Linked DNA regions of Homo sapiens: region 1 is linked to region 2. A link is an interaction called in ENCODE POLR2A ChIA-PET data of the cell type or tissue named here. Cell type or tissue: PC-9. All regions are shown on one strand. Links, peaks and the distances in the headings refer to the core of each region. The heading gives the core; the rest is flanking DNA. Region 1 overlaps AKAP13 (A-kinase anchoring protein 13). Region 2 overlaps AKAP13 (A-kinase anchoring protein 13).

Region 1 (16,658 bases), core at 4,855-8,854, 93 kb after region 2:
GCCAAGTAGGAGGATAAATACAGCTTTCAACTGTCATAATCCCAGTTCTTAAATAAGTTATAATTTACAGAATTTGGTAGGTGGCCGACATAACAGTAATATACATAAAATGGCACAGCAATAAAAAACTGGCAATCTGTTCCAATACCAGCAGGACCAGATATTCAAACTGCTTTATAAACTAATAAATTTTTTTATACTGTCTACACTTCACTCTTCCTGTCACTCTATACTCATAAACATCGAATAAAAGGGTTTAAGAACTAGGAAAAGCTAGTAAGGATCCCATTCAAATACTTACCAGGAGCAATGGTCTCCAATGTATCAGAACTGACCTTCCGAGTACTTGTACAGTGACGGAGGGTGGAACCCAAAAATACCAAGTAAAACACTACATCATCTTCAGCTTTGTCCTCTTCAGCAAGCAGCACTGTAACAACACAATCACCCTAGGAAAGGAAACAATATAGCAAGTTTACATTAGTAAGGTTCCTCTTCGCAGCCTATCTTTATCAAACATCATATTTAAGGGAAAATCAAATTTATCATCTAAACCATGCCCCCATTCTGGTAAGCTGAAACAAGTATAAAGATTGAGCACTTATACACCAGGCAATCATCTAGGCATTCACAATACAGAATGAACCTGAAAATAAGATCGCTCTCTCTTCTTTAAACTTACATTTTAGTGGAGGTCATTAGACAAGTAAGTTAATCAACAAGATGAAGGAAAACTTTACTTGATGAATGGGTTAAAAAGGGGAGGGGCAGGGGGAGACATAGAAGAAAATCCAAAAATAAGGCAGAGAGGATGGAGGGGGTATAATAAATGATCACATCCTTATACTCAGAATGCTCCTTAACTCCTGTGTTCCAGTTGACAATAATTCTCTAAATTCTATATCCCATAAATCATTACCAAGTCCATACATTCTCCAGCAACAGGCTTGCCTGGAAAGGGTAGAGTGCAAAGAAGACGAGCTTGGGCTCCAGCTTAAGTGCACAGCAGGCTACAACATCCAAGTTTGTGTTAAGTATATGCTATGATGTTTGCACAACAAACAAAATCACCTAATACCACATTTCTCAGAACGTATCCCCATAGTTTAAACAACACATGACTGTATAGGAAAGCTCCTGGAACATGTTCAACTCTCGGTCTATAATATTTTTAACCTATTTCAATAGGAGGCTGCTTTTCTAATAATTTGTATTTCCTGACCATCTGACATTCCTACTCTTCTTTATCCACCCCTACATTAATCCCATAAAATCAGACAAAAATCTTGAGCCAATAACTTTGTCTATGACTTTGCAACTACTAGAAGGTAAGACATCTTTGTCTTTCAGTTGCTTTTTTTTTTTTTTTTTTTTTTTTGAGACGGAGTTTCCCTCTTGTTGCCCAGGCTGGAGTGCAGTGGCGTGATCTCAGCTCACTGCAACCTCCAACTCCTAGGTTCAAGCGATCCTCATGTCTCAGCCTCCTGAGTAGCTGGGATTACAGGCACCCACCACCACGCCCAGCTAAATTTTTTTGTATTTTTAGTAGAGACAAGGTTTCGCCGTGTTGGCCAGGTTGGTCTCGAATCCTGACCTCAGATGATCCACCCGTCTCAGCCTCCCAAAGTGCTAGGATTACAGGAGTAAGCCACCGTACCCAGCCGCAAATACTCTTTAGTAGTTTTTATATATTGATTTTTTTTTTAAATCAAGGCCAGTGGCTAAATATATTCTATGAAATACAGTCCTAATTATTAGCATTCTCCCAATTACGAACTATATAATTCCTGTTGTAACCATAACAAAAGATTACAAAGCATCAAGGTTTAAAGCACTGAGATTTAATACTATATAAATCTTAATAATGCACTATAGAAAAATCAATCTAGAGAAGGCTGGGCCATTTTAGCATCATAATTAGGGGAGTAAATTCTCATTATGTACAGAATATTTTTCCTTTCGATTTTAGCAACAATTAAAGCCAACAAGAGAAACATACCACCCTGTGGTCACAATTTACTAAGCCCAGCAGCATAACTGAGCAGAAGGTAGTTTTTTACTAAACACTAAAAAGCAAAAATCATCAAGTCAAACCTAGGAACCAGGTCTATTAACAAACAATGCTCCAGTGGGTCCATGACTACTACGACTACCACAGTGGAGCATTCAACAGTATCCTAATCCAAGGAATATCACGGCTGGTAAAACAGAATTATCACTGACTTCAGTTACTACTCAGAATTAGACTTCTGTCTTGTTTATAAGACTCTCTCTTGGAAACATTTTTGAAAAGCTTAGCCTGGTAAAATGTGTAATCTTCTTTGGCATGATGCAACCAGTTAAAAAGATGTTTTTGCAGCGTGTATGAGAAGAGTCCATTTCTCAAGGTACTGAAATATCCTCACAGCCTGAAAAAAGTACAAATAAAAAGTTCCATCCTTTGCAGCACAGGTTGACAAACTATGACTAGGTTGACAAACTATGACCCACAAGTCAATTCCAGCCTCCCACCATCCCCTGTTTTACATTTTGTGGGGGCGGGTGTGGGGGTTAGGGTTAGGGAAGAAAGAAGGCCTTTTAATCCTTTTAATGTGAAAATTACATGAAATTCAAATTTCACTGTCAATAAATAAAGGTTTAATTGAACCCAACCCATTCATTTACCCATCATCCATGGCTAGTTTTGCACTACAATGGGCCATAAAAGGTAATGATTACGTGAGAACTTAGCCCACAGCCTAAATTATTTACTATCTGGACTTTTACAGGAAAAAAAAAAAATTCACTTTGATTTCTAACCTGGTATTCTAAGAATATATCTTCCTTTTCCAGATCAAGAATTTTGTCCTCATATGAGACCCAACATCTTGCTGGGAGACTCTCTGTGCCCCAAGATACTAGTGAAGTCTGGGCCTTCCTTTGGGGACAGAGGAGGTGGCTAATTATAGGCAGATGAAATCCTTTTAGCAATGCTTTCAATATGAACCTCTTTTTACAAGTAAGTTTTAAATTGCTTTCATACCTTTAATTGGGTTTTTGTTGTTGTTTGAGACAGGTTCTCACTTAGTTTCCCAGGCTGGAGTGCAGTGGCACAATCAGGGCTCACCACAGCCTGCAGTTCCAGGACTCAAGTGATCCTCCCCCTGCTGCCTCCCAAGTAGCTGGGACAACAGGCATGCGCCACCACTTCTGGCTTTTTAAATTTTTGTAGAGATCAGGTATCCCTATGTTGCCCAGGATGGTCTCAAACTCCTGAACTCAAGCAATCCTCCAGCCTTGGCCTGCCAAAAATGTTGAGATTACAGGCATGAGCCACTGCACCTGGTCTGTAGTTTTTTTGTTGTTTTGTTTGTTTGTTTGTTTTTAATATTAAGTCACACTACCTTATGCCCAAAATATTCAAGAGAAGAGAACACAGAAGCTCCATTCATTTCAAAGCCTCTTGAAATTTAGATTCCGAAGGCACCTGGAATTAAAATTACCTGTTTTCCTTGAAGGAGTATTCTCTGCACACTGATAAAGTCACTGACAGCAAATAACAAACTGCATTTCAGCCACTAACTCCCATTTTACTCCAGTAGAACCAGGTACCTACTATTACTTGAGATGGCTTTTAAAGATTAAATGAGTAGAATGGTGATGAAAAAATAACAAGGAAAAACAGATCTAGGTAACAATTTTTGTCATGATGCTTTAATCCTACCATCCTTAAAGAATACCCTGGTATTAATAAATTATTCTGCTGTGCCTGGGAAAGACCAGCCTACAAGAATAAATAGACACATCAGTCTGGCTACACAGTGAACAAGTCTGCCATGTTTCTAAATAAAATAAAATAGATCAACTTATTAACAAGGGCAATATTCAAGACATTCTCAATTATCATTTTAGTTTGACCCAACCTCAGGAAGAGTACACACCTACATCACCACCCTCTTCCAATAATCTGAACTTAAGAAACAGCGTGATCCCCTTACACAGATATTTTCCATGTTTCTTCATTAGTGAGAAATGTATCCCTGCAACTGACAATTTTTTCAGGGTCCTAATTAGTTTTGCTGACAGATGACACAAAAACTAATGGAAAAGACCTCTATACTAGGCCTTATTCTGTAAATATAGGTTAGCTCCCCCCACCCCCATATAAATAAACTGTGTTCTAAAATATCACCTATCAAATCACTTATTTGCAAATAAAAACAGGTTTTTATAAAACAGTTACTTTAAAATGGGGTTTTAAATGGTAGCCATGGTCTCACTTTTCCCCATCCTGAAGTAATTCTTAGAGTAGCTACATACTATAATAATGGCACTGTAACTTCCTTTATATATTAAGTTTAAAAAAATCTTTTCACCTAGATTTCAACCCTGGAATTCTAAGAACGTATTTTCCTTTTCTAGACCAAAGATTTCCTCACTTCATAAGACCCAACATCTTGCTGGGAGACTCTCCATGTCCCAAGATACTAGTGGTCTGAGGCTTTCCTTTAACTGGGAAAAGTAACTTGATGGGGGGAAAAAAAAAAGTGTGATGGGAAAGGGAAACGTATTTGGGGGATGGGAAGAGTCAAATTACAGTGCAGGGATGAATGGAAAGAAATGGGCTTTGAACAGGGAAGGTAGTAGATATGGATTAGGAGAATGAGATAGAAAGCCCTGTAGGAGGAAGAGTGAAAGACAGGATGGCACTGATGTCATCTTAGATAGTAAGGAAGTGTCAGCCATAGATTTTCAAAGGTGGGCCCAGTCAGCAGCAAAGAAATCACAGTGGTATACTGGAGCTGGCTTGTGTAGGCTCATGAGTGCTCATTGTTAAATTTTCAGGAATTCTGCAAGACAGCTGTTAAACTCAGCCATTATTAAAAATTACATGATATAGGCTTATAACTAAGTAAACTGCATTAAAAACAAATGTCATAAATACTCAAAACTTATCACTTTCTAATTATTTACCACAACATACTATTCTCCATGCCCTGAAAGTTTGTATCTATTGTATCCAGACAGCAGAAATTCCACATAATGGTGTCCTGCTGCGTGTCTTCACAACTCACATCTCTTGTCAAATCTGTATTCGTAATGTGGTGTGGATACCTGAAATCAACCATTATGGGAGTATTTACACCACTGAAATTGGCAAATGATATAAATGAGGGCTTTCTTTTTTTCTTTTTAACCAGCACACCACTGAGAACAGGTCAGCAGAAGGGAAGGAGAGGGGAAAAGGGGAGAATTTCCACAGGGAGGACCAAGGAAGGCCGTGGCAGGCCCATTTAAGAGACATCACCACTTACGGAAAGAATGGAGGTCTTGCTATAAGACAAAACCCTAGTCAAGTACAAACCATCACAGGTTATAGGTAACAGTGTCATCATAGTTCTCCTCACAGCAGTTCAGTATTATCACCACTTTAAGTTAACTTGTTAGTTTATAACTTGTTAGTGTATCACCGTGATTAAGAAGATGATCTCTGACACCAACCTGCCTGTGTCTTTATCACAGTATGGTATATCACTTTACATCTGTTTAACTTGGGGTATGTTGTTTAACTTCCTTATGCCATAATGGAGGACAAGAATCATCAACCTTATCTCATAAGGTCGTTTTGAAGAATTAAGTGATTGATAAAAGGAAAGCACCTATATCAAGTGCCTGGCACATAATATTCAATAAATGACTACTATTATAATGTGCCAGGATGTACACCCCATTAGAGCATGTTTTATTCACTGAGAAACCTGCTTTGTCTAGACTAGTAAGTTGCATCTGAAGAGACAGAAAGGGAGACACCAAAACTTTAATGGCAGTTATTCCTAGGTGGAATTTTAATACACCATGTGCTTTTCTGAGTTTTCTGATTTTTAACATCTTTGTTGTTAAAAATTGGACAACAGAAAAGATGTTTAAAATGTTAAAGAAGTTGTTAAAAACACAACAAAGATGTTGGAGAAATGCTCACTTAAGGCTTATAAATAACAAAGGGGAAAGCAGAACTTTGGCAGATAACACCTGAATCAAATGATTTAAAAAAAAAAGGAAAAATAACCATAGAGAAATAAGCTAACATCACATTTCACATAGCATGCACTAAGGACACAGCATCACTTACAGTGTTCCTAACAAAAATGCATAACTTCAATCTAGTCATGAGAAAACATCAGACAAACTTGAATTGAAGGGGCATCTATGTAAAAAAATGGTCTGTAACTCTTCAGAAAATGTCATTAACAAAAGACAAAGATTGAGGTCCTGTTCCAGAGTAAAGAAGACTAAAAAGATTTGCCAACTAAACACAACACATGATTTTGGAGTGAATACTTAATAAAAACAAGCTGCTATTAAGGATATTATCGGGACAACTTGCAAAATCTGAATGAGGTTTACAGATTAACATGGAACCAATGTTAAAATTCCTGGTTTTGGTATTGTGCCGTGGTTATGAAAGAACACCTTTGTTCTCAGAAACCACACAACAAAGCGTTTGGAGTAAAGGGACGTGAGACCTACAATTTACTCTCCAATGGTTCAGGAAAGAAATGATAAGAGACAGAATGATTAAGCAAATATGGCAAAATGTCAACAGTTGGAAAATAGGGGCATAAAGTTTATAAGATGTAATATCTGTTCTATCCTTACAGCTTTTCTATAAACTTGAAATTATTTCAGAATAGTTTCCAAGAAATATCTGCTCAAATAATTTATAATCAAATATTTGAAGTTAAAAGGTATAAAATTTAGATTCCTGAGTTTATTTTTTATATCTTGCAGTCACATATTTTATGTAAAGACATTCTTGTAGGCTCCAAGAATTGTGAAATTATAACAAAAACTACCTTTCAATCCAGAATCTTAAAAGTTTCACAGGCCTTCCCAAATTTATTTCCCAGTCTGACAAAATGACAGGATTTATACCCACTGCAAATTTGGGAAAAGTGAAACAAGAGAGTTAAGTAAACTAAATAAAAACTGAGTGTTATTACAGGGTATTACCTTTCCATGAGGTGGCAATTATTACAGTACCAAAAAAAAAAAACCCCTCAAAATCTCATTAACCAACACTGCTTGTATTCACATAACTATCTTCGTTCTCTCCTTTAAACATACAATTGATAGGCAATTGATAACACTTTGCCCAGTTACTCTGCTAAAACAACCAAACACTGACAGGTAGCTACAACTTTTCCATAGGCTAAAAGGCAAAGTCATGGCATTTTAACTTGGCAACTCATGGCAGCCAGTGTTCAATTTCATTAAAGGCTTACACAACAGAGGAACACTCAGTAGCAATGAATATTATCTAGTGTACAGGCATTGGTCACTAATACCATTCTCCAATAAAAAGAACCGAGTCCCTTCAGAGACTTGGCTGATTCCAGGCCTGGGTCAGAGTATCTATAAGATGAGACTGTAATATCTTGTTTTGACAGAAAACAATGAAGTGCTCAAAAAAACGATGGGGCCATGTCTTAAGGACACAGAAGCCAGACTCAAGTGGCTTCCTCTGTACAAACCTGGGACAATTTAAAGACTACACAATCAAGAACAGCAATAAATTATAAACAATTTTTTTAACAAATAGGAAGTCATGAGTCCATATTAATAACAGTAGATAAATTATACAGCAGAGAAGGGAGTTCCTATGAGTATCACAGAATGACGGGCTGACTGCTTAAAGAGGGGAGATTGCTGGAATAGTAAAATTATCACTGCGCAAACATATGGTAAAGATTCACTCTGGCAAAAAGTTATCAATGAATGCTCAATCCAGAGGGAGATTCTGATGAGGAACAGCATACATATTACACAGTCTTTAAGTGTCTCCCCAAAGACTGCTTATTAGTTATAAGAAAGAAAAAAAAAGGAGAATTCATTCAGCGAAATCTGCCAATACACTGAACAGGTTAATCAAAATAAAGATCTCAATAAAGACAGATGACAGATGTGTCTCCAGAGTCACACACTGAGAAAGACACAAGGTTACCTATGCAGTGCTCTGACCAAGCATGCAAGCCCTCAACCTAATCACAAGGAAACGTCGGACAATGAGAAACAGTCTATTAAGCAAGAGGAGAGGGCACTGTATTCTTCAAAATCGGAAAAGACAGAAGATAAAGAAAGGGTGTGGACGTGTTCCACATTAAAGAAGGCTAAGAGACATGACAACTAAAGAGCAGTATCTACCCTGCTGTGATTACAAAGGAGAATATCCCTATTTTAGGAAATACATACTGAAGCATTTTTGAAATAAACAGCCAGGATACATGTAACTTACTGACAGATAATTAAGGAAAAAAATTGTCGGCCTACAGGTAAATCGCTAGAGTGAAAATGATACAGCAAATGGCGTAAGATGTTAACAACAGGTGTTGCCCTGAGTAAAGAATATATGAGTATTCTTTGTACTACTTTTGGAAAACTCTTTATAAAATTATTTTTTAATATTTTTAATATTTTGGAATTATGTCCACATTAAAAGTTTTAAAAACATAAAAATAAAAAATTGTAAAACCTCCAAGGCTTCCCACAAAAAACTGTAAAAAGGCTTTAAAATAAATTAAGGGCTGGGGTTGTGGGAAGCCCTATCAATACAGATGTGAAGAAAGCTCTATCATTAACAGCAAATGTAGAAGTTCCTTCAGCCTCACTCTGAGAGCATGGAGCCTGTCCATGCTCACACAAGCGCCTTTTACCCGAGGACCTAGGAAAAATAAATAATACAACACCACAGACGTTTTTATCACTAAACTAAAATTACAAAAATAGTCAACACTGGGCCGGGAACGGTGGCTCACGCCTGTAATCCCAGCACTTTGGGAGGCTGAGGCAGGAGCATCTACTAAAAATACAAAAAAATTAGCCGGGCATGGTGGTGGGTGCCTGTAGTCCCAGCTACTCGGGAGGCTGAGGCAGGAGAATGGCGTGAACCCAGGAGGCAGAGCTTGCAGTGAGCCGAGATCACACCACTGCACTCCAGCCTGGGCTACAGAGCGAGACTCCACCTCAAAAACATACATACATACATACATACATACATACATACATACATACATACATACATACATAAAAATAGTCAACACTGTAGGAGCATGGTAAAGGTGAGAAAGGAAGATGAGTCAGCACATACTACTGCATTTTCTGAATGCCTACTGCAGGTGAGGGGCTGACTGAGGTGCTTTGCAAATACTGCAAGGTATCTTTATCTCCATTTTAGAGATGAGAAAGCTGTAGCCGAGAGTATTTTTTAAATCTTGCCTTTAAAAAGCTAGAAGGGGTCAAGCGGGAATTCAAATCCAAGTAGGATTCCTAAGTCTGTATTCTTTCCTCTATATCCTGACCTTGAAGTTAAGAGGAGACACAGTTAGGTGTGGGGAAAAAAGAGATACGTGTAAAGAGATCATTGTTGATAGAAGGAACATGTTACATAGCAAGCAAGTCGCAGGCATCGAAGGACTACAGGGTATAGGAGAAAGAGGGTGCTAAGAACAAGAAAGATGGAAGAGTCTGGAGGTGGAGAAGGGAGGAGAAGCAAGAGGTCTGCTTACACTCACGGTAAACCCAAACCCAAACGTGTTGCTTGGGTCCAAACGTGTGACAAAGTCAGAGAGATGTGCAATTATGTGCACTGCGCTGTACATGTTTCTCTTCACCACCTGAGGCTTATGGAAAGCAAAAACTGTCTTTTTGAAACTTCACACAAGGCCCATCTAGCATTAGGAAGTTGTTCCATAACTGAGTAAATAAAGATGGCAGAGATGAGCTTATGCCGAATATTAATGGCAAGCCAAAAGATTCATACTTGAACCTGTGTAGGCGACGAAGAAAAAAAAAAAGACAGTCTTATGTGGTATATACTGAAAGAAAAATGGGGGGTGAGGGGGTGTTAAAGGCAGCAAATATTCCAGAAAGATTTCTCTCACAGTCACGTCCTAAGAAGGAAAAAGAATAGAGACAAAGAAACCATTTGGAGAAAATAATACAAAAACACAATGTGAGAAAGTTAAAAGTGCTTAACTGCCATGGTAGCAAGATCTACCAATCTAAAAAAATAATAAATGTGAGAAAAAAATTCTGTTAAAAATAATTTGGGCCAGGCGCAGTGGCTCATGCCTGTACTCCCAGCCCCTGGGGAGGCCAAGGTGGGAGGATCTCTTGAGCCAGGAGATGCAGACTAAGTGAGCTATGATCACACCACTGCACTCCAGCCTGGGACAGGGCAAGACCTTGTCTCTCAAATTAACAATAATAATAATTTGATGAAATATGACAAGTGACTGGATGGGACTGGAAGATAGTAAGCCTCAAGCAGAATTAAGAGAAAAAGGGGTATCTCTAAGGAAAACTAGTGGCTTGTGGGAATAATTTGTGATAAGATGATGGGGCTTTGAATCTTAAGTTTCATGTATCAGCAGGGTAGACAGGATAGATATTTGTACTTATTCTATATCCAACAGGTAGGTAACAGGGCAAGCTGTCAAAAAAGGGCTAGCCTGGCCAGTCAGATCTGAAAGTCAACCTGCACTAAGTTAAGAACTAAAACCTTGACTGTAGATGAGTTTGTGGTAATAGAGAGCCAATGACTAGACGCTGGTGTTCCAGCAAGGGAAGGCAGTAAGAAGAAATGGATCCAGAGAAACAGGCCAAACAAGGAAGGGCCAGTCCGAGAAGAGGAGAAATCAGAGAAGAGAGGATCAGCAAAGCCAAAAGAGGCAAGGATATAAAAGTCTTGCAGCATTAAAAGGAATGACTTTTTAAAAAGAAATCCTCAGAACAAACAATGGAAGAGAGACGTCTGAAGAAAAGCAACAAACTCAGAAATTTTTTTTTTCTCTAGCCTTAAATGGGTTTTTTCATAACATATCTTTCATCTATCTATTCCTGTGCCTTGAACCCAGAAATGGCCCTATGGACCCAAGAGGAACCCAAACTCAAGCGCCACCTAAAAACATGGGATTTGCCATATCTCTCTCTATTAATGGCAGTCACAAGTGAGCACTCTGCAGCCAAAACTTAAAATACTTGTTTCCCATTTCAAATGTTTCAGAAAGCTCATTTGCTAAACCAAAATAATGATCCCTTCCCAGATTCATGATACACTCAATTCCACACCATTTAAAATATTTCAGAGTTCTCTTTATTTTAACCACCTATTGTTAATAACACCCTTGGTAACTATGAAAGCCTTTCAGGATGATACAATCTTGACAAGATATAATTGTTCATCTGTGATAATCAGGTGGAAACCTAGCCTGCATTAATTAAAGGATTTTCAAATGACTTACTGCTAGCAAATATACATATAGAACTGCCATCCATTACTGGGATCATTTTTTAAAATACAAACATTATATGAAATCATGTTGACAGGTAAATGAGTCTTAAAATATCTGAAAATATTTTGTTACTTTAAACATTTCCTTTTATTATTACTTCAATAATTGTATACTAGCAATAAAATGTATTACTAATATAATTATACATTTATTAGTAATATAACAAATGCTATATTAATACATATACTGACTTCTCTAGGTACAGGGAGATGAATGCCCAAACTCTACCTTGAAGAATATGACCAAAAAGACTTCTGTGGAGAAATGTCTAAGCCCAGTGCTGCTCAAAGCTCAAGACAGATCACCTCGAGCAGGCGCATACTCTCTGAAAGCTTATGCCATTACAGTGAAGCTGGGCCAGAGACTGCATCTCATTCATCTTTGTACACAGCCTCTTCAGGGAAAAAGACACATAAGGTAACAATTGCAGCTGTATCAAAAGCATAGTAAGAGAAGCAAGGACCAGGGACTGCAGGGATTAGAGGAGGCCCTTGACTGCCTGAGCAAAACGCAGGGCAGGGAGGCCTCCCACAGTCTTCTCAAACACAGGTCACCTGGAAGGAGCCTGAGGAATACCGATTCTCTCTCACCTGATTTCAAATTATGTTTGAAAGAAATGATATTTGCAACCAGTGGACAGGGGTGACATGTCGGAGGAGGTGACAGAGGCTACAAACTAAATCCAAAACCATTCAGCTCTCAGACCTGAGAGTTTCTAAACACTGGATATAATGACGCTTATAAAATGTCATGTAACACTAGCAAACCCCAAAGAAACACAAACCTTGTATTTCTAACTTTGTGAATACCCTGAAGTGCTATCCCTTGGCCTTCCTTACATCGGAATTCATTCAAAAGGAGAATATCACAAAATTTAATTATAGGATAAATGAGTTACATTTGTGCTGCCTAATTTAGTGGAGTGCTCTAGAAAATGAAAGACAAATTCATAAGGCACGGTCACAGCAAAGCAGTACCCCAAGGCTCCTTAGGATGAGAACGTAAATATATGATGTTATTGCCATCAAGCTAGAAAACAGAAATCCTACCAGAAGAAAAAAATCTAAAATCCTAAATCACTGAACAGAGCTATCCTGTTCTGTTGGTCCTTTAGTATTACCTCAAAGTAGCATGAATGGCTCTGAGTAGCTTCGTTTCTCTGGGAAATCAATACCATTACAAAGCAAGCATATGCACAAAAATCTTTAATATTATTTAGCACTCACTATTTCTTAAATGCAACATGCTACTCGGTAACAAGGTATCAGCCGCCACACATGGTAGTGAAATATAAAAATGGAGGCTGGGAAACAGAATCAGAATCAGTCACTTAATAGCTACAGACCCCTGATAAGAACCACTTGAAACTCATTTTGTCAGCAAAATGAATTCATTCATTACAAAACTTACTGTAATATGTGTCAGACACTGTTAAGAACTAGGCCTCAAACATGAAAGACAAGGCCCTTTGCCCTCATGGAGCTTATATTTTAGCAGGTAAGACAAATTATAGAAAGTAACATTAGAGGGAAAGTTCTATTAGAAAGAGTAAGACAGCATAAAGGGGTTAAAGTTTGTCTGAAATAGGGATGAGAGGATACTTTTCCTGACAGGGTGGTCTGGAAAAGCTCCTCCAAGGAAGGCAAATTTGAGCTGAAACCTGAATGAAGCAAGTTAAGGGAAGATAAAGAAAGCAGTCAAGGCAAAGGGAATATATCGAGTGCAAGGGAAGTACAAACTCAGCGTGTTCAAAAAATAGCAAAGGTCAGTCTGGAGGAGCAAATGAATGAACACTGGATGGAAGGCGAGGTTGGAATATGGATTTTTTTTTCTTTTTCTTTTTCTTTTTTAGTGTGATGCTAAACCATTGGAGGGTTTTGAAAAGAAGAGTGACATGATTCATGTTTCAAAGGATTACTGTGGTTCCTCTGCGGAGAACAGGACAGAGCAAGGAAACTACAGAAAGACCACTTAGGAAGCTATCAAGAGTGGTCCAGATGAAACACGATAGAGGACTCAGCTAAAGAGCCAGCAGTACCACCACCCCCGTCAGAGGGCTGGAATTCCCCACTTCAACCCCTTACCTTTAAAAAAATCTACACAAGGCCAGGCACGATAGCGCACGTCTGTAATCCCAGCACTTTGGGAGGCCGAGGCAGGTGGATTGCTTGAACCCAGGAGTTCAAGACCAGCCTGGGCAACACAGCAAAACCCCATCTCTACAAAAAATACAAAAATTAGCCAGACACGGTAGTGCATGCCTGTATCCCAGCTACTCAGGAGGCTGAGGTAGAAGGACTGCTGGAGCCCAGGAAGTCGAGGCTGCAATGAGCCAAGACTGTGCCACTGCTCTCCAGCCTGGGTGACAAGAGTGAGACCCTATCTCAAAAAAAAAAAAAAAAAATTACACAAAGTGCCTGAGGAAAAGAGAGGCTCCATCAATATTACTCAGGGCTCATTCCTGCTTGAAATGCTTTGAGAATATCTTGCTGAAACCCATCTGTAAAGATATGGCATCAAATGGACAAAGCAAAATGCCACAGAGAAAAGGAGGAGGGACCTACACCATCAAGGACAGTTTAGGAATATATCCTTGCCAGGATCCATGGCCCCCATTCCTGCCACGCCCTCATGGGCAAGTCTCAGAAGAAGCACACTGAAAACTTTTCCAGCAGGTGCCCACCTGTGCCCAGGGAGCACCACCAGTCTGATGTGTGGGAGTGGAGGAGGGTGATTAGGTGCTACTGCCATCATATCCTACTCCCACTTGCCGCTGCTTTGGGGATGTCAGTTCTAAAGGAAGCAAGCTGATTACACCAGTCCCCAGAAGCTCCCATTCTTGGCCACACGACCACCACCTGTCATCAGGTGTTGGTGACATCCAAATTGGTTGACTAAAAGAATGTCATGCCCTCTGTCTTGGGGCAAAGAGAAACTTGAAGTTAGGTGACTTGTTCTGTCTTTGCTGTGGTTTCTAGACACAAGGAAAAGGCAGTCAGCTTCATGCCATACAACACCAAATGTTTCCTTTTTAATCCCCATTTCATCTAATATCAGGATTGGCAAACTTTATCTGTGAAGACTCAGATGGTAAATATTTTCGGCTTTGTGGGAAATATGGTTACTACTGCAACTACTCGTTTCTTATGTTTTTTTTTTTTTTGGTAGCACAAAAGGAGCCATAGACAATACATAAAGAAATGGGAGTGACTGTGTTTCAACAAAACTTTATTTACAAAAACAGGCAGCAGGCTAGATTTGGTTCACAGGCTGTAGCTTGCCAACCACTAGTCTAATATAACCTTTTAGTACAGTTTTCCAGCAGTTCACACACCCCCAAAGACATCAACAAAAAACAGATTAAGACCCCCTGATTTAGTAGAAGAAACTCATGCCAACATACAGTTACAGTGATATAACAGGTGCTATAAATAGAAACATTTCAAAAGTGCTATGGCCTAACAGAAGATAAAGAAAGAGAAGGAAGAAAATTTGCCAGAGGAGACTACAAAGGCTACCCAGAGAAAGTAAAATTTATGAATTTCAAAAGCCATGTAAGAGCTGACTAGGAAGACAAGAGATAAAGTCACTCCAAGGAGGGGAGAGTATGTACGAAGGCACAGAACTGAACAAACACGGTGTATTCAAGGACTAACGGACCATGGCTTCAGCATAGGGAACATGGGCATAAAGCAGTGCCAAGGATCAGCCTTTATATTCTAGACCAAGGGGGCCCATGAAACGATTAATAACATCATCTGTCCCATGTGCTTTCTGTACATGGTTGGTGAAGGTCAGGCAAGACGATCATAAACAACTGTTTTATATAACACTAATAACCATTGGTCTTCATATGTCCCCTTAGCAGTGAGGTCATCCCTGACCATCCTCAATGAAGTATGAGCTCTCCTACCCTAACTCTCCTTATCTATCTTGCCCTGCTTTATTTTTTCCATAGCATCATTTACTTTCTGACACGTATTTATTCATGTATGTCTATTTAATACATTATATATTATACCTATATGTATATATAAAATTCTAAAAGCATGTATTTATGTATTTATCTGAGTTCCCCTTTCCTCCCAACTGTTACGTAAGCTTCCTGAGAGGTGGGACCATATTTGTTTTATTCAATGCTACATCATTGCCTAAAGGTATGTCTCGTTGTTCTAGGTGCTCAATAAATGTTGGCCAAATGAATGCACGAATTCCTTTCTGGTCTCTCTTTCTGTAAACAATCTTTCTTTTTTTGTTGTTTTTGAGATGGAGTCCCGCTCTGTTGCCCAGGCTGGAGTGCAGTGGCACAATCTCAGCTCACTGCAACCTCCACTTCATGGGTTCAAGCAATTCTCCTGCCTCAGTCTTCCCAGTGGCTGGGATTACAGGTGCCCGGCTAATTTTTCTGTATTAGTAGAGACGGAGTTTCACCATGTTGGCCAGACTGGTCTTGAACTCCTGACCTCAAGTGATCCGCCCACCTCCTCGGTCTCCCAAAGTCCTGGGATTATAGGCATGAGCCACCACGCCCGGCCTGACAATCTTTCTACAATTCATCTTAAATACTTAAGATGACTGGATGAGAAATTAATTAAAAGATCTAGAGTCTAATGGTCTGGGTATGCCAAATTTTTAGCTCAGTTGCCCTTAAGAAGTCACTTAAAATATAACTAAAATTCAAAAAGACTAATGACAAGAAGAGCACCTAACAGCTTCACCCTTATTTATTTAACCTAGGGGCTTTTCCTATATCTGTCTCAGCAGGAAAATACTAAGATAGTATCCACATCCCTCAAAATAAAACGCATTCTTGAAACTAGCCAACAAAGCCATTTTTATAAATCTTTCTTTAAAAGACACCTCAAAGTATCTCATGCAACACGAATAGAAATCCACCAAGAAATTTATCGACTTTTACATAAAGTCATTCCAGATAAAGACTTAGGTTGACTTCACTGTTAGAAAATATTAAAGAATTTTATTTGGCATTTAAGGTTACTTTTTATTTAAACTAGGCTAATCTTTTGCCCAATAAAGATACTGGCCAATGAAATCCCTATAACCTGTCTTCTTTTTTAATCAGGTTGTGTGTATTCTCCTGCCAAAACCATACCCCTTTCTCAATGCCAACACAAAACTATTATTTTAAATACTACTACCAGTCATAGCCCAAATTCATACTGTCTTCCAGCTTCATAATTTTGCAACACTAAGATACAGGATAATTCTTAAAGATGTCCAGGCACCACCTATTTGGTCCATTAAAACAAAGCCAGCAGATGGCGCTCAATAAATCTACTCAAGTTCTGTGTCTATGGAGTAGTTTTA
Region 2 (16,658 bases), core at 5,659-9,658:
TATTTTTGTGGGGGTGTGGGGATAGGGGTAGGGCTCATCTTCTGCTACTATGTATTTTTTCCTGAAACCCCAAAGTGAACATAAAGTAGCAGCATGTGAATGGACACTGGTTAATGACTCATCAATGATCAATTTTACTCTCTGCAGAGAACACAAGGTACTAAGTGAAAATCAAGGGTTCTTTGTCTTCCTAGGTGTGCCATTATCTCACTGAGCAACTTGGGAGATACTAGTTTGACCCTCTGGACCAAGATTTCCAGAATGGAAAAATTAGAGATTCAACGCTAGGTCATATCTGAAGATCCTTCTTGCTCTAATATTATATACTGCCAGTCTGAGACTAGGAAGTTATCACATGCCATATAGTTCATGGGATACGGTAGTTTCAGAGGAGAAAGAAAAAGGAATTGAGACATTCTCTTAAAACTTGCAGAAAACATTATTCCTGCATAATGACACTTTCTACCTTTGTTCTTCACATGAAATGGGAAGGAAGGAAAAGTTTACCACAGTCAACAATTTTCATTAATCTAAACTTAAATATAGTGATCCATCCAGAGTTACACATATGTTGGTGGTAAAATGTATTAGAATACAGATAAAACATTTAGCCTCCACTTGAGCAACTCCTGTCTGCTTAGATAATAGACTGCTTCAAATAAGACAAATGAATATTTGAGAGGTGAAAGAAGAAAATACTTTACAATGGCTGCAAAGGATCGTCTCCAATTAGGCTTTCCTTGTACTATGGCTCCAGGAGAAGCAGGTCTACTGTTCCCTCCTAGCATTCACTAACATACAGATTTGAAGATTACAAGACAGTAAAAGGGTAAAGGAGAAGGAGAGACCTAGAAGGCTATAACCACCATTTCTTTTCAAATTAGTAGCAAGCAGTAGCCAACAGCTCCTTTCCTTAACCCTTTACTATCTTTGCAAGAAGAAAACTTAAGACAATTTAACTGGCAGCAGCTAACTGACAATAATAGCAACAATTAAAATAACAACAAACTAATATGGAACAATATAAGAAAAAAGTATCTTCGTAAACTTGTGCTCTTTACAGGAACAAGGTCTCATGGATCATACACACAAATGTTAAATTCTACTAAAATTACCAACAGCTTTGTGAAATAAAAGGAGGGAGGAAGGAAGAAAGGGAGATGGCAGAATCAAAATTTCAGTTGGGAAAAAGTGACAGGATAGTTTAATCTTGAGGACAAGTCTTCTGGAGCAAGATTTATTAACCACAACATTTACTGAATACCTCCTGTTTGCCAGGTGCTTCCACAGGTACAATTTCATTGATTCCTCATAAAAACCTGTAAGGTGAAATTTTACTGTCTATTTTACAGATGAGGAAAAGTAGCACTTAGAATTTAAGTCAGTTATATAACATCACACAGCTAATAAAACAGATTTGCTTTAAACTCAGTTGTGTAAATCAGTCTTTCCACTACATCTAATTTTGCCACTTGATAAATCCCCCAAGAAATGAAACTATAACAGAGAAAAGTTAGTATTTGAGGAAAGAAAACTTGGGATTCATTACTCATAATCAATATCCCTACATTTGATTTTACATAAATGCTAAAGGACAGAAAAAGATGTTTTTTAAAAAATAAAAATGCCAAGTGATTCTTAATTTTACATTAAACGGACTCAACTTCTCTGCCAACATTTCAATATTTGACATTCCACTTTTTAAAAGTTTCTCTCTATAGTAATATCTTACAAAAATAGAATGAACAAACCAAACATACAGACTAAAAGATCTCTGGATATTGCTACCCAAGTCTTCCTGAAAATGAACAGATACACTGATCTGGCTTTTCTCTTTGGAGCAAACATTCATTATTTCTTTTGGCAGCATTTCAGATATTTAAAGATGGCCGTCGTGCTTCACCACCCTCTTCAGGCTTCTCTTTCGAATCATGATTCCCACAACGGCTCCTCAGACAACAGAATACCTGAGTGCTCTCTAGTTAGTGTACTTCTTGTGATGTGGATGCCCCAAACAAAATCCTCTGACATGGTGCACACTGGGATAACTAAGATCAAATTGGTTTTCTTGACACACATATTACACCGCTAGAAGAATAAGTTTATTGTGAAATAAACTTACTTCCCATATATTTTCTTTCAGTGTGACTTACAGTATCAGGTCTCCTTTAAACTATAATCTTGTGATTTTGTTTTAAAACCTACTTTATAGCTTTCTGTATAGATATATTCTCTCAAATAAATTCTCATTTGTTTTAAAGTTATCATTTTAGCCTTAAGAGAGTATAGTGAACCTAAATTCCATCACTGAAGTAACAGCTGTTTCTCCAAACTCTGTATCATTCATAAATCTGAAGAGCAAGGCTAATGATGGAACCCAGAATTAAATCACTAAAAGCCTCCCCTGGTAGGACATCTGTCCATCAATCAGCACTCCTAATATATATATATATATATATATTTTTTTTTTTTTAGACGGAGTCTGGCTCTGTTGCCCAGGCTGGAGTGCAGTGGTGAGATCTCGGCTCACTGCAAGCTCCGCCTCCGGGGTTCATGCCATTCTCCTGCCTCAGCCTCCTGAGTAGCTGGGACTACAGGCGCCCGCCACCACGCCCAGCTAATTTTCTACATTTTTAGTAGAGACGGGGTTTCACCGTGTTAGCCAGGATGGTCTCGATCTCCTGACCTCGTGATCCACCCGCCTTGGACTCCCAAAGTGCTGGGATTACAGGCGTGAGCCACCGCACCCGGCCCCAGCACTCCTAAGATTAAGTAAAATGCTGGTCTATCAGCTACAAAGCCAACTGAATTCTGAGTCCCATACCTCCATCTTCTATACAATACAGAATAATTAATAAAACTTCTTCCTGAAATTAATACATACTAAATGTATGGCATTCTCCTATTCAACCTATCAAATAATGCTATCCAAAAGGGAAATGAGACACTACTCATGCAGTGTACTGTTTGATAACCATTTATGTTGTCTATTTAAAACCAGATCCTAAAGACTGTTGTATTTGATAAAACTATAAGCCATATTTACTCATAGTTTTGAATCTTCTAACAACATTTCTTTTTAGCATGACCACAAGAACATAAGACAGTCCAGCACTGACAAAAACAAAAACAAAAGCTACTTCATAATAGTACAATGACACAAGAACTTCTTCTCACATGTAGAAATCTTACCAATTTCATGAAGCCCGTAAGTGCAAATTTTTGAGTAAAATTACTATAAATAATAGCATCCCTTTTAAGGCATTAAGGTAAGAAGAATATGTTCTCTCCACATTTACTTTTTCTTTCTTTTTTTCTTTTTTTTTTGTGAGACAGGGTCTCACTCTGTTGCCCAGACTGGAGTGCAGTGGTACAATCTTGGCTCACCACAACCTTCGCCTCCCAGGCTCAAGTGATTCTCCTGCCTCAGCCTCCTGAGTATCTGGGGATTATAGGCACGTGTCACTACTACCCAGCTAATTCTTGTATTTTTAGTAGAGACGGTGTTTCACCATGTTGACCTGGCTGGTCTTGAACTCCTGACCTCAAATGATCCACCCGCCTCGGCCTCCCAAACTGCTGGGATTTACAGGTGTGAGCCACCACGCTTGATCTACTTAAACATGATAACTATACCATCAAATAGTCAATTCAAATGAATTCACAACCTTATGCTATTTTTCCCACCCAAATAGTTGGTATATATACAAGTGCAAAATGCGTATGTGATTCAGACAAAACCACCAGTAAAAAAAATCTATTTCAGATGGTAATCTAGATCTTGAAAAGTATTTATTATGAGGTAATTTTTAAACAGGTTTACTAAAGTATAATTTACACATAATAAACTGCACCTATTCAAAGCATAATAAATGTTTCATGTATTGTCAAATTTTCCTAACATGTTTTTAAGATACATTAGAACTTTTAAAACCTGAGGGCCAAGAACACTAAACATGGCAAATAGAGTAACTAACAATTTCAACAACAACCAGGAAATTTCACATGGAAAATCTGTGACATTATTGGGACTGTATAGTACAACTCCATGTCACTGCCCTAAATCTTCAATAAGCTTTTCAGTAAAGTTTAATCATTAGGCAACTATTTATTAAACATGTACGCTTGGCATCGAGGATACGGCAGTGAACAAAATGGATATTAAATAATTACAATCATGTTTGAGACTGGCCCTTACAGTATATTACTAATCTGAGACTTGATGGAAGACTTAATAGGAATTAACCAGGCAAAGGGTGTATATGTGTGGATGGTGCTGTAGGGAGGCAGGCAAGGAAAGCTAGAGAGACTGACCTGTGTCTACGTTCAGGCAGAAGACTGCATAAGGCCCAGAGGGAAGAAAGAGCACAGAGACAAAGGATGAGGCCAGCCCCAGCTGAACATGTTACTTGTGTTCACAAGTGTATTGTCGCTACAATAGGAAAAGCAATCGAAGAGTTGTTAGCAAGGGAAAGGCAGGATCGCATCTGTATTTCAAAAATATATTTTTCTGGAATACGCTCAAAAGACAGAAGGGAGCAAGCTTAGAGACAGATGAGTCAGAAAGCTGTTAGAGAAGTCAGGTGAGAAATGATGGCAGTGTGAACTCAGCTGCTGAAAGCAGAGCTCAAGAAAAGAAACCGAGAGTCCAAAAATATTTAACATTAACAGGATATTGGGCATTGGGGTGGGAGCAGAAGTAAAAGAAGTGTGACGATGGACTAGGTTTCTGTCCTGAACAACTAGGTAAAGGGCGGAATGCAGCAGAAGTAGGTGGCAGGGGAGAGATCAGATGATGAATTCACTTTTAGACACAGTGAATCTGAGACATGGTATCTCAGAGATATCTGAGCAGAGCCATGGTAGGCAGTTGAAAGTGTGTGACTGGAACTCAGGGGAATGGCTGAGGTTGGGCATTCAGATTTGGGAATTAACACACAGAAGTGGCATCAAGGAAACTAAATGGAGAAAGTATTTCAAAGAAAGGATAGTAAACAGTGCGAAATGCTGTAAAAACGTCATGCAAATACAAGATCCGGATTTTGCTAGGCAAATATTTCATAGATCTTGGTGAGGGTAGTTCTGGCGTAGTTGTAGACTGATGAAAACTGGATTTAAATATTCTACTATTTCACAGGGGAAAACTTAAGGTTTTTTGGGGGAGGGGAGTGGGGGGGTGGAGTTTCGCTCTTGTTGCCCAGGCTGGAGCGCAGTGGCGCGATGTCGACTCACTGCAACCTCTGCCTCCCGGGTTCTAGTGATTCTCCTGCCTCAGCCTCCCAAGTAGCTGGGATTACAAGCGCCTGCCACCACGCCCGGCTAATTTTTTTATTTTTAGTAGAGACGGGGGAGTTTCACCATGTTAGCCAGGCTGGTCTTGATCTCCTGACCTCAGGTGATCCACCCACCTCGGCCTCCCGAAGTGCTGGGATTACAGGCCTGAGCCACCACGCCCGGCCCTTAAGCTCTATCTGTATACTAACTCTTCAGAGTTTTCTCTTAAGACATTTTTTTCCTTTAGAGAAAATGCCTTAAGTGAATCCTTATATAATGGTTGCTATAAGATTACTAACCTGACAATAAATAATTTAGATTGTTAAGAACTTTAAGAAGAAAACAAAACACTGACAGAGAAAAAGGGACCATTACCAAGAAGTGAGTTCCATGCATCACGACTATCCTTTTGTATACTTTTGATTGTGTCAAAGAGATCCTGCCATAGAAACCAAAATAGAACACTTGAATACACGTACTGCTGTCTTGGTCAGGAATATGAACAAAGGTTTCATATAGCTGAAGGAGAGAGGCAGGGTGGACAAGTGTTTTGGAAAGGAAATGGAAAAAGAAGGGAAGAGGCAACAAGTGAGAAACTCCTTTTCCATATGATCATCTATGGAAATAAGAACAAACTTCATTCCATAAAAAACAAAGGCAATGAGGTAAAAGGAAACAATGCTGACATTTACTGACCATAATTCTGTAATGGGATCTCGTTGTCATCAGCATGCCACGGTCAATTAGTAGCAAACTAATGAATATTAGCCAAATTTCTTTACCCATTCAGCAAATATTTAAGTGTCTGTTTTAGGTGAGTTGCCCTGTAAGGTGTTATGAGAGATATACAAATACATAAAACATTTTTGAGTCCTCAAAGAAAATACAGCAGGAGCAACTGTATGAAACACAAACACAAGACAGCTTGGGTAGGTAGTACAGATGAAAAGCAGAATTTCAGCAAAAGGAAGAGGATCTCTGGCTGAAGTGATAAGAAAGAAAAGATGCTGTTTTAAAATAAACGGAAGGAAACAGAGAAAATGGAAGAGAGGAGGTGGGTGTTGCATATGAAGAGTGTGAGTGAAGGTAAAGATGTTAATGAATGCCAGGTATGACAGAGGAATAGCACAATGTCTGGTTACATGCATCAGATTCATGCAAGGGACTGCTATGACATCAGGTAGGAAAAGCATTAACAGCATAGGTTATACAAACAGATGATGCAAGAAGAAAACCACCGTATGATCTAGGAATCCCACTACTGGGTATATATCCAAAGGACAGGAAATCAGTATTCACTCTCATGTTTAGTATACTGTTTGCAATAGCCAAGGTACAGAACCAAGTTAAGTGTCCATCGACAGATGAATGGATAAAGAAAATGTGGTACATATACACAACAGAATATTATTCAGCTGTAAAAAATAATGAAATCCTGTTATTTATGGCAAGATGGATGAGCCTAGAGGACACTACGTTAAATGAAATAAACCAAGCACAGAAAGACAACCACCATAAGATCTCACTGATAATGTGGAATCTAAATAAGTTGATTTCACAGAAATAAAGAGTACAACAGTGGTTACTAGAGGCTGGGACAAGGATGGGGAGAAGAGAATGGGGAGAGGTTGGTCAATGGGTAAAGAGTCATAAGAGGAACAAATGTAGTATTCCATCACACCGAAGGGTGACTATAGTTAGCAATAATATATTGTATATTTCAAACTAGCGGGAAGAGAGGATTTTGAATGTTTTCATCATTAAGAAATAATTAACGTTTGAGGTGACAGATATGCTAATTATCCTAATTTGATCATTACACATTGTATACATGTACCAAAATATCACACTGTACTCCATAAATACGTACAACTATGTGTCAATTAAAAATGAAAAAAGTGTATGTGTTATGCTAAAGAGTTTAAGACTCTATTCAGGGGCAATAGGGAGCCAGTGAAGATGTTTGAACAAAGAAGTGATATGACTTAGGCTGTCATTCAGAAAGGCAGTACAAAAGTCTTTAGCTTCATCCAGTCTAATCTCCCTTGTCTGGATTTCAGACTACTCCATGACCCTTAACCAATCTCATTTTCTATTGTTCTTCAAGATAAAGCCTAATTGTGTATCAAGGTTCCACAATCAGAATATGGTTCTTCCTACTTCAAGGCCCCCGGCTCTCAGAACAATCATGGTTTCTGGAATTCCCTCTCTCGCCTATCCACCTTAGTCAAAGTCCATCCTTTAATTCTACTTTCCCAATTCAGCTCTCTCTGCCTACTCTAACCCTCCTTAAAACGCTCTCCTTTGAACCACTATGGGGCTTAGACTCTGCCTTGCTGACTCTATGGTGTCCTGCCCTGTGTTGTTCATTGCTACTGCATGTTGGTCTGATTCTAAGCAAATAATAATTGCCTTAAAGGCAACAGCCATTTCTTAAATTTCTCCAGAGTGCCAAAAATGGTATGATACATCCAAGGTGAGATGAATAACTAATAATGTCTTCGTTTACCACCACAATCACAACCCTAAGACTTCCAATGGCTGACCAAATTTAGTTATTAAACAAGGAGAGAAAATAATTTTGTCTGAAGTAGTTTCTGTATTAGAAGAATACTCCTGGCCAGACACAAAAACTCCTGCTCAAAATAACCACAACCCAAGGAAAATATGAATCCCACATAAAATAAAAATGTATTACTTTAGGAAATTACTTGACTTCTTATTTTTCTCTTCAAAAAAAGAATAGCTCTAGCACAGTCACACAGTCAGACAAGCCAAAAAATGACTCAGCTTCCCATGGAAGACTTCCCTCATCCCTCCAGGCAAATATACACCATTGTACAGTCATGCGCTCCAAAAAATGCAGAGGTACAACTTGCTCTTTTTATCAATTGTCCAAAAAAACAAAGCAAAGGGGAAAAGAAAGAAGTTCTTCATGAAAAAGCCTATTTGTCAACACTACTGCCAGGTTAATTTTGGCATTCACTCATATTCAAAGCAATAAACTTGCTTCTGTTCATTCAGAGACTATTATCTGGAGCTTGTATTTTGAGAATTTTACTTAACTAGAACACATATTTTAATGTTCTGGAAATTTTTAAGAAAGTACAATGTAACTGTTTACCTTAGATTACACTGTGAACATTTGCTTTGGAAGGGTTATCACAAAAATATGTTTAAAGAGTGGAGAATGCTCCTTTACTTAAATACATACTAGCAGAGATGTCTCATACAGGAAACATCAAAGGAAATGAAGGGACAAATGAGTAGCTTAGTGACTCTATTAAGCTAGCATCGTGGTTAAAAGCATGAACTCTGGAGCTAGGCTGCCTTACGCAAGTTTTAAAACCTTTCTGTTCCTCAGTTTCTCACCTACAAAATGGGGATAAAAATAAAGGCAAATGGTTAAAAAAAAAGGTGTGAGCAATAAATGAATTAATGTATGTTACATTTTTGTCTTATTTTTTAAAAGGAGGTATTTAAGTCAGCCTACAAGGGTGCATATAAAATAAAACCAAGTAACTATGGTAAATTCTGACTCAAGTCAGAATGGAAAGAACAAAACACTTTTCCTTTCAATCAGACTACCATATCCCCTCTGGATCTATTTTGTACCATGACAAAGGAAAGCAGAGGGAAAAGTGAAGTCTTCTGATTATCTGATAACTGGAGAAGGTAGGGAGCTACCTCAAAAACTAAGAATAAAGGAACTACTAAGTATCTGAAGCTGTTTTACAAAGAAGTACTTCTTTAAAAGCCAAGATAGAACTAGGAACACAGATGGAAGAGTTAAGTCTCAAAAAAAAAAAAAGAAAAAAAGAAAAAAGCCTCTTCATCTGAGGCAAAGGGAAAGAAGAAACGACAGATATTTATAGATTTTTCCTGGCCAATCCCCAAGTGCCTAATTTGGATTGAACTTAAAATGTCCCCGAAACAATCCCCACCCAGAAGGCTGAAATACTAGTGTGACCCATTGGGGTAAAGAGCATCTAGCTCTGAGAGGTGATCCTGGGAAAGAAGCCTTGCACCATGACCACTTCTCTGGCCTTTTCTCTCACCTTTCCTTGCAAGATTCTTCTACTTCAGTCACACAAGTCAACTTACTGTTCTCAGATTATTTTACACCTGGCTGCCTCCATGTCCTTGACCCTGCCATGATGTTCTTCCCAGTCTAGGCAAAACCGGAAAAGTCTTTAAGATCTCTTCAACTGTAGTCACCCCCATGATGCCTCCACCAAACACCTCAGTCAAAAAACTGGCCTATCTTGCCTCTGACTCCATTAGAACTGTGTTAGCACTCATCCATCAATTATCACAGTTAAGTAGGGGCCTGTTGTACAAGTCTCGTGGAACAAGACATCTCCTGTTTCTTTGGATTTCTTAGCATTCAACAAATGGCTTCTGTGTAAATAAATATGCATATCTGAAAAGGATCTTTCAGGTAAAGGAACCTATGCTCAAGGGTAAATCAAACCTAGGCTGGGCACTGTGGCTCATGCCTGTAATCCCAGCACTTTGGGAGGCTGAGGTGGGCGGACCACCTGAGGTCAGGTGTTCAAGACTAGCCTGGCCAACATGGTGAAACCCCTTCTCTACTAAAAATACAAAAATCAGCTGGGCGTGGTGGTGGGTACTTGTAATCCCAACAACTCAGGAGGCTGAGGCAGGAGAATTGTTTGAACCCTAGAGGCGGAGGTTGCAGTGAGCCAAGATCATGCCACTGCACTCCAGCCTGGGTGACAGAGCAAGACTACATCTCAACAAAAAAAAAAAAAAAAAAAAAAAAAAGTAGATCAAACCAGTGCAGAAAATCTAGATTCAGAAGCTCCTTTATTTAAAAATGTAAAATAAACCACAAATATCTGACACACAGATATGCACTAAAGGGCATCCACTCTGCCCACTACAAACAAATGGTACTAGTAGTTAGACCTTATAAATACATGAGATCTATCAGAAATTTATCATTAAATGGAGGATATTCTGTCTACCCTTAATGCTGTTTTAAAAATTTTAATCCACTTTATTGAGGCATGACAGAAATACAAAAAGTTATGTATATTTAAAGTACACAACTTGATAAGCTTGAAGACTGAATGCTTTTTTAAAATATAAATGGAAGTTTGGGTGGGTTCCATAAAATTATCCATCCTTGAGATATGTCTAAATACATATTGATTTTTATATTATTTGTTCACAATTATTTATAAGCTTATATCCCAGTACCTTTTTAAAACAATTTTATTTTAAGTTCCGGGCTACATGTGCATGACTCGGGAGGTTTGTTACATAGGTAAACATGTGCCATGTTTGTTTGCTGCACCTATCAATCCATCAACCCAGGTATTAAGCCCAGCAATGCATCAGCTATTTATCCTGATGCTTTCCCACCTCCCACCTCACCCCACAACAGGCCCCAGTGTGTGTTGTTTCCCTCCCTGCATCCACATGTTCTCATTGTTCAGCTCCCCCTTATAAGTGAGAACATGCAGTGTTTGGTTTTCTGTTCCTGTGTTAGTTTGCTGAGGATAATGGCTTCCAGCTCCATCCATGTCCCTGCAAAAGACCCTTTCTAAGTGTGCAAATATCTCCCTCTGGAATTTATATGAATGTTCTACAATTGTTCCCAGTGAAACTTTTAAATATCCTCTCCACAAAATGGTAAATTATTCGAGACGAAGTTTCATGAAAGCATTCTGATAATTTCTCAAAAAATAACGGGATGTATGTGTGTGTTTAATGGCTCAGAAGCCCTGCAAAGCGCTGACTGTCGGGAATAGTTTATCTAGGAAATTAGGTAATCCATGGGGATTAAGAGCATAAATTATTACCAGGGGCACCCATGAGCTCTTAGTGCAGCACTGAGCAGGAAACATGTAAGTTGTCCCTCCAACTAGCCATCTATAGATTATTAACATCTCTCTTCTGACTGCCCTATGAAGATGTTACAGTAAACATCAGTGGTATTCAAGAGCTTAGCATATGGTTTATTGTTAAGAAGAACTTCCCAAATCTTCCTAATCTTTCTTTCATATAAGTAGGGTTTTCCTGGGTCTGAATTCTAATGGCTCTATGCATCTAACTCTCATTCTGATGAACCTAAAGAAGCTTTGAAGGCTGGGTGCAGCAGTTCATGCCTGTAATCCCAGCATTTTGGGAGGCCGAGGTGGGTGGATCACCTGAGGTCAGGAGTTCAAGAACAGCCTGACCAACATGGTGAAACCTCATCTCTACTAAAAATACAAAAATTAGCTGGGAGTGGTGGCAGGTGCCTGTAATCCTAGCTACTTGGGAGGCTGAGGCAGGAGAATTGCTTGAACCCGGGAGGCAGAGGTTGCAATGAGCCGAGATTGCAGCATTGCACTCCAGCCTGAGCAACAGAGCGAGGCTCCAACTTAAAAAAAAAAAAAAAGCAGCAGCAGCAGCAGCTTTTGATTGGTTCCATTTCATTACTGAGTCAATTATCCAAATTCTATACAGACAGAAAGATGAATCACCTCTCTTGGTTCAGTCCTAAATACTCATTTTAATGGGTTATCAATGAGGACCTTCCTATTCTTCACCTAATTTTTAGCTGCAACTCCTGCCACAGTGATTAAATCAGCTTTTCAACCTCAACTTACAAAACTTAAATCTTCAAATGTATTTATTATGTAAATAGGAAATAGTTATTTTTTTTAAAGTGACCTATTTAAGGTTGTCAGTGCCCTGAAGGAGAGAAAATAATAAATGAAGTAAATACTGTATCCCCTTATGTAGAGCTCGCTGAAGCAATACTTAACAAAAAACTGTCAACTAACTAGATATCAACCTTGCTGAAGTTCTTCCTGTGTCCCTTTTTCTTTTGAGACACTCAACACACATCAGACATTATAAATGTCTGCCATGTGTGAGAAATGTGACAAGTCACTGTGCATGAAAACATGGCTGAAGCAGAGTCACTGGCAGGAGGCGGCAGAGCTCCCAGTGCAGTACTTAGTGAGGCACATGAGATACACTGCAATTCCACTGGGTCTGTTCCAGTGTGGGGAAGGAGAAGAGTATAACAGGAGGCCTGAGAGAGCGAAGAGGACACCACAGGTAACACTGCACATCAGGGAAGGGCTTTAAAGAAGGAAAGGGTACCCATGTTGACTCCAGAGATGCATTTCAGGCACAGAATACATTGAGTGAATACAACAATAAATTTCAAATAATAAGGGGATTCTGGCGAGGCTGGCAGCTGGACTGTGGGGTGAAAAAGTATAGCTGATGGGACTGTACAAGTAATCTTCAGAGACAGACTGTAAAGTCCATGTATGCCACATCACAAAGTTTAAAAACCAAGGAGCTATTTAATTTACTTTGAGCAAGAATCTGCAACATGGGCTAGACAAAGTGGTTCTCAAAGTGCGGTCTGCAAAACCTTGAGGAGACCTTTTCAGGGTGTCTGTGTGATCAAAACTATTTTCATAGTAATGGTAAGATGTTACTTGCCTTTTTACTGTGTTGACATCTGCACTGATGGTGCCTTAGCACAAACCAAGGCATTGGTGCCAGAATGAATCAGGAGTCATTATAGTCTTCACTGCCATACTCTGAGTACACACCTTTTTAAAATTCTGTGTGACAAAATGGGAAGCAAACACATAATACTTCTGTGTATGTGATGTGATGCCTGTCTTGAGAAAAATCACTTGTACAGTTATTTTATGTTGTGAGCTAAACTGCTTTTTTCAGGAAACAACACTTTACTTAAAAGAATGACTGACAAATAATGGTTATTCAGAACTTGGGGTTATTTTCTTAGAACCTGCTTCTCAAGGGAAACAACTGACAGTATTTATAGTTGATAAAATTCAGACTTCAAATGAAAATGAAAATTCTGGAAAGCCTGTAGTCGTCACTATGAGTTTGCCAGTTAACAAATACTTAAAGACATTTCTGATGAGACTAGTAGTAACATTAACAAATTTGAGTTTCTGATATTGTAGAATGAAACATTCAACATTTGGAAGAGTTGTATTACTCAGTGAATCAATATTTTCCAAATGACCAATGTAGGATTTTACAAAATTATGCATGAGTAAAAGATTCATTGAAAGTATGATAGGCTGGGTGCAGTGGCTCACGCCTGTAATCCCAGCACTTTGGGAAGCTGAGGCGGGCGGATCACTAGGTCAGGAGTTCAAGACCAGGCTGGCCAACATGGTGAAATCCTGTCTCTACTAAAAATACAAAAATTATCCAGGTGTGGTGGTGCACATCTGTAATCCCAGTTACTGGGGAGGCTGAGGCAGGAGGAGAATCACTTGAATCCAGAAGGTGGGGGTGGCAGTGAGCCAAGACTGCACCACTGCACTCCAGCCTGGGTGACAGAGCAAGACTCCGTTTCAAAAAAATATATATATATGAGATAGACCAGACCCAGCACAATGGCTCACATCAGTAATCACAGCACTCTGGGAGGCTGAGGCGGGAGGATCACCTGAGATCAGGAGTTCAAGACCAGCCTGGCCAACATGGAGAAACCCCATCTCTATTAAAAATACAAAAATTAGCTGGGCATGGTGACGCACGCCTGTAATCTCAGCTACTTGGGAGGCTGAGGCACAAGAATGCCTTGAACCTGGGTGGTAGAGGTTGCAGTGGGCCGAGATTGTGCCACCGCACTCCAGCCTGGATGACAGAGTGAGACAGAGTACAAAAAGTTCAATGATACGATTTCAGATTGCATACCGAAAGTAGCTTTTAAGAACCTACTGTTTGTCAATTCTGATCTAGTATCAAAGAATATCACAATTATTTGAGAAAACTATTAAGGTAGTTCTCCCTTTTCTAAGCATATACCTGTATTTGCTTAATTTTCTTTATATACTTCAACTAAAACAATATATTGCAATAGGCTTAATGCATGAAAGATGTAAGAATCCAAATATTTTATATTAAGTCAGAAATTAAAACAATACCACTCCTCTAAATTTTTTTGTAGAAAAGTAATTTTTTGTAGAAAAAATATCTTTATAAAAATATAATTTTAATAATGATTAGTTTATTGTAGTAAATGAATTAATAAACATTTTTTAAATTTCTCAGTTTTAACTTCTAATACAGTAAACATTTCTAGATATAACCTATATAAACAAAAGCTCTTTGGGGCTCTTAATTTTTAAAAATGTGAAGAGATCTTAAGACCAAAGAGTTTGAGAACTGATGGGTTATAAGGAATACAAGAATAGCTGGAAGAAAAACACACACACACACACACACACACACACACACACACACACAAAGAATTCAGGTGAGAGAAGATGAGAGTATGAGTTCCCTAAATTGGCAGTTTAATGTGATAAGTTAAATTTACTGTCTCAGAGAAAAAAAGCTTTTCTTATTTTGGGGGAAAAGGATAGAATCTTGGGTGAGAGCTTTCTAACTTAACAGACTATATGAAAGCTAATGCCTTTAGTTATATGTGAGATTAGGTCTAAACAATTTCATAACATTATGAATGATGCTGGTGAATTAAGAGTAATTACAGCAAGAACAATAAACAGAGATGGTTTTCTGAAGGGCAAATAAAATTATTTAGGAAAAGACTTTTGATGACCTATGTGCTAATGAAGTTAACTGAAAGGTACTTCCTAAGGGACTATATGGCTGAATAAGTCTCATTGCATTTTTGAAAGACCAGGGCAAATGGTAAACTGACATGAGTAACTCTTTTTAATGCAAGTTCCTGAATTATTACTCGGATTAGTGCCCATTAATGTACATTTTAATACATAATAGTAATAGATACCCTCATAACAATAATTCTGAGCCATCAAGGATAAATTTTGCTCAGCATTTAAGAAGTCAGCCAAGTACATGGATATTTTAGAAATATAGTGTAGCAAAGGTGTCAAAGTAGAAGATCTGGCACGTAAGGCTTTACCTCCAGCTATCTGACTGCCATTCCAAAAAGATTAACTTGTCACAGGTTCTACAGTGGAAATGTTCCAATAATTGTAAGAGGGTCTTCCCACTCCTGGGGAAAGTGATATTAGGAAGAGCCACAGACACAATGCTAAGGAATGGAAGGTAAAAACGTGGCAGAAGAATTTTATCTCCCTGACAAAGACAAGTTGTTTCTTCAGCTCAGTTATTCATTGTGGTCATCAGGACATAAATGCTTTTTGGGGCTGGGTAGGGGAATATATTCCTTTAAAAGGCTATCTTGTTAAATTTAAAATTAATGTCATGCATTTGTTAAATCTTTTAATTACTATTTGTTTATTAAAAAGAATTTCCTAAAGGAACATTTGTGTTGTGAAAATGGATGTCAATATTTAAAGTCCTGTCTACTACATTAAAAATGGCCCAGCAGTGCCTCTACTTAGCAGCAGCTGTTGAAATTTCCTCCAAGTAATTGTGTATATCTAAAAGTAAAAGCCTGCTTTTAAAAATATTTAACAATTCGTACTTTTAATTTATTTAGATTTGTGCTATTATCTTCCACCATTAGACTAAACTAGTTGGTTATGTGATAAAACGCTTTTCAGAGGAAGAATAGTAAGCTAGCCTTTTTTTTTTTTTTTTTTTAAATCTAAGCTATTCCCATCTTCCCCATTCTATGCTGGGGTGATACACCACAAGAAGTTACAGGAACAACTGCTAAAAGAATTAAACATCTTGGGCCTTTACACAGCTGTTGCCATATCATGGCTTTGGTGCATGGTCGGTCACAGATGCTGTCAAGAGGCTTATGTTTAGTTATCCTTTTGCTTCCCCAACCCCCACATTAAAGGTCTCCTTCACCTTCTCTGTCCTTTTTGCTACCTCCCTTCTTCCTGCTCCAAGCTCCCACAAACCAGCCTTAATAAAAGAGGAAGGATCAAGGCAACACTCCACATCAGTCATATTTCAGGGCAGCTTGATGTTTGTTTGCTAATAGATGGTTGGTATTATCTAACCAATAGGGTGACTCCAAGTTTTAAAAAACAGCAAGACTAATTCAGAAATAATATTATTTCTTAATTTTTTTAAAAATAGAGATGGGGTCTCACTTTGTTGCCTAGGCTGGTCTTGAATGCCTAGGCTCAAGCAATCCTCCCACCTTGGCCTCCCAAAGTGCTAGGATTACAGGCATGAACCACCTCACCCAGCCCAGAGATAATATTCATAAAAGGTATGCATTATTTTGTTTTTATTTAACCCCTCTTCCTTCCCAAAGAGTTATGCCAAGAAACAGACAAATGGCAGTATAAGTTCCCATTAGGAATAAAACAAAGAAAACTTGGCATTGTTAGGCACTGATGAGCTTCCCACCTCCCCCCTTCTGGGACAGCTAGAAGCACAGTAGCTCCCCAAGATGAGACCAAAACCAGTGAGTAGGTAGAGATACACGGTAACTCTGACACCCAGGA

What was found. Peaks named below come from ENCODE experiments on the same cell type or tissue, not always from the same donor. Only the 100,000 strongest peaks of a DNase experiment are listed, where the experiment ranks them.
Region 1: POLR2A ChIA-PET joins it to region 2 with 5 read pairs; 6 of 35 experiments call an interaction of 5 or more read pairs at or near these places.

The regions. Positions count from the first base shown.
Region 1 is chr15:85,505,219-85,521,876 of GRCh38, reverse strand. AKAP13 (A-kinase anchoring protein 13) reads right to left here. Exons shown (of 37, transcript NM_007200.5): 3 at 302-449. Among named protein-coding and RNA genes, the nearest start is that of AKAP13, 130 kb to the right of the region's middle. In PC-9, for the core only: no CTCF peak of the experiment used is centred there; no DNase peak of the experiment used is centred there.
Region 2 is chr15:85,599,495-85,616,152 of GRCh38, reverse strand. The region is part of intron 8 of AKAP13 (A-kinase anchoring protein 13); the gene reads right to left. Among named protein-coding and RNA genes, the nearest start is that of LINC02883, 150 kb to the left of the region's middle. RefSeq lists a silencer at 1-20 and enhancers at 3,564-3,733, 4,013-4,182. In PC-9, for the core only: no CTCF peak of the experiment used is centred there; DNase peaks (open chromatin) are centred at 8,102 and 8,532; H3K4me3 peaks cover 393 bases; H3K27ac peaks cover 2,907 bases.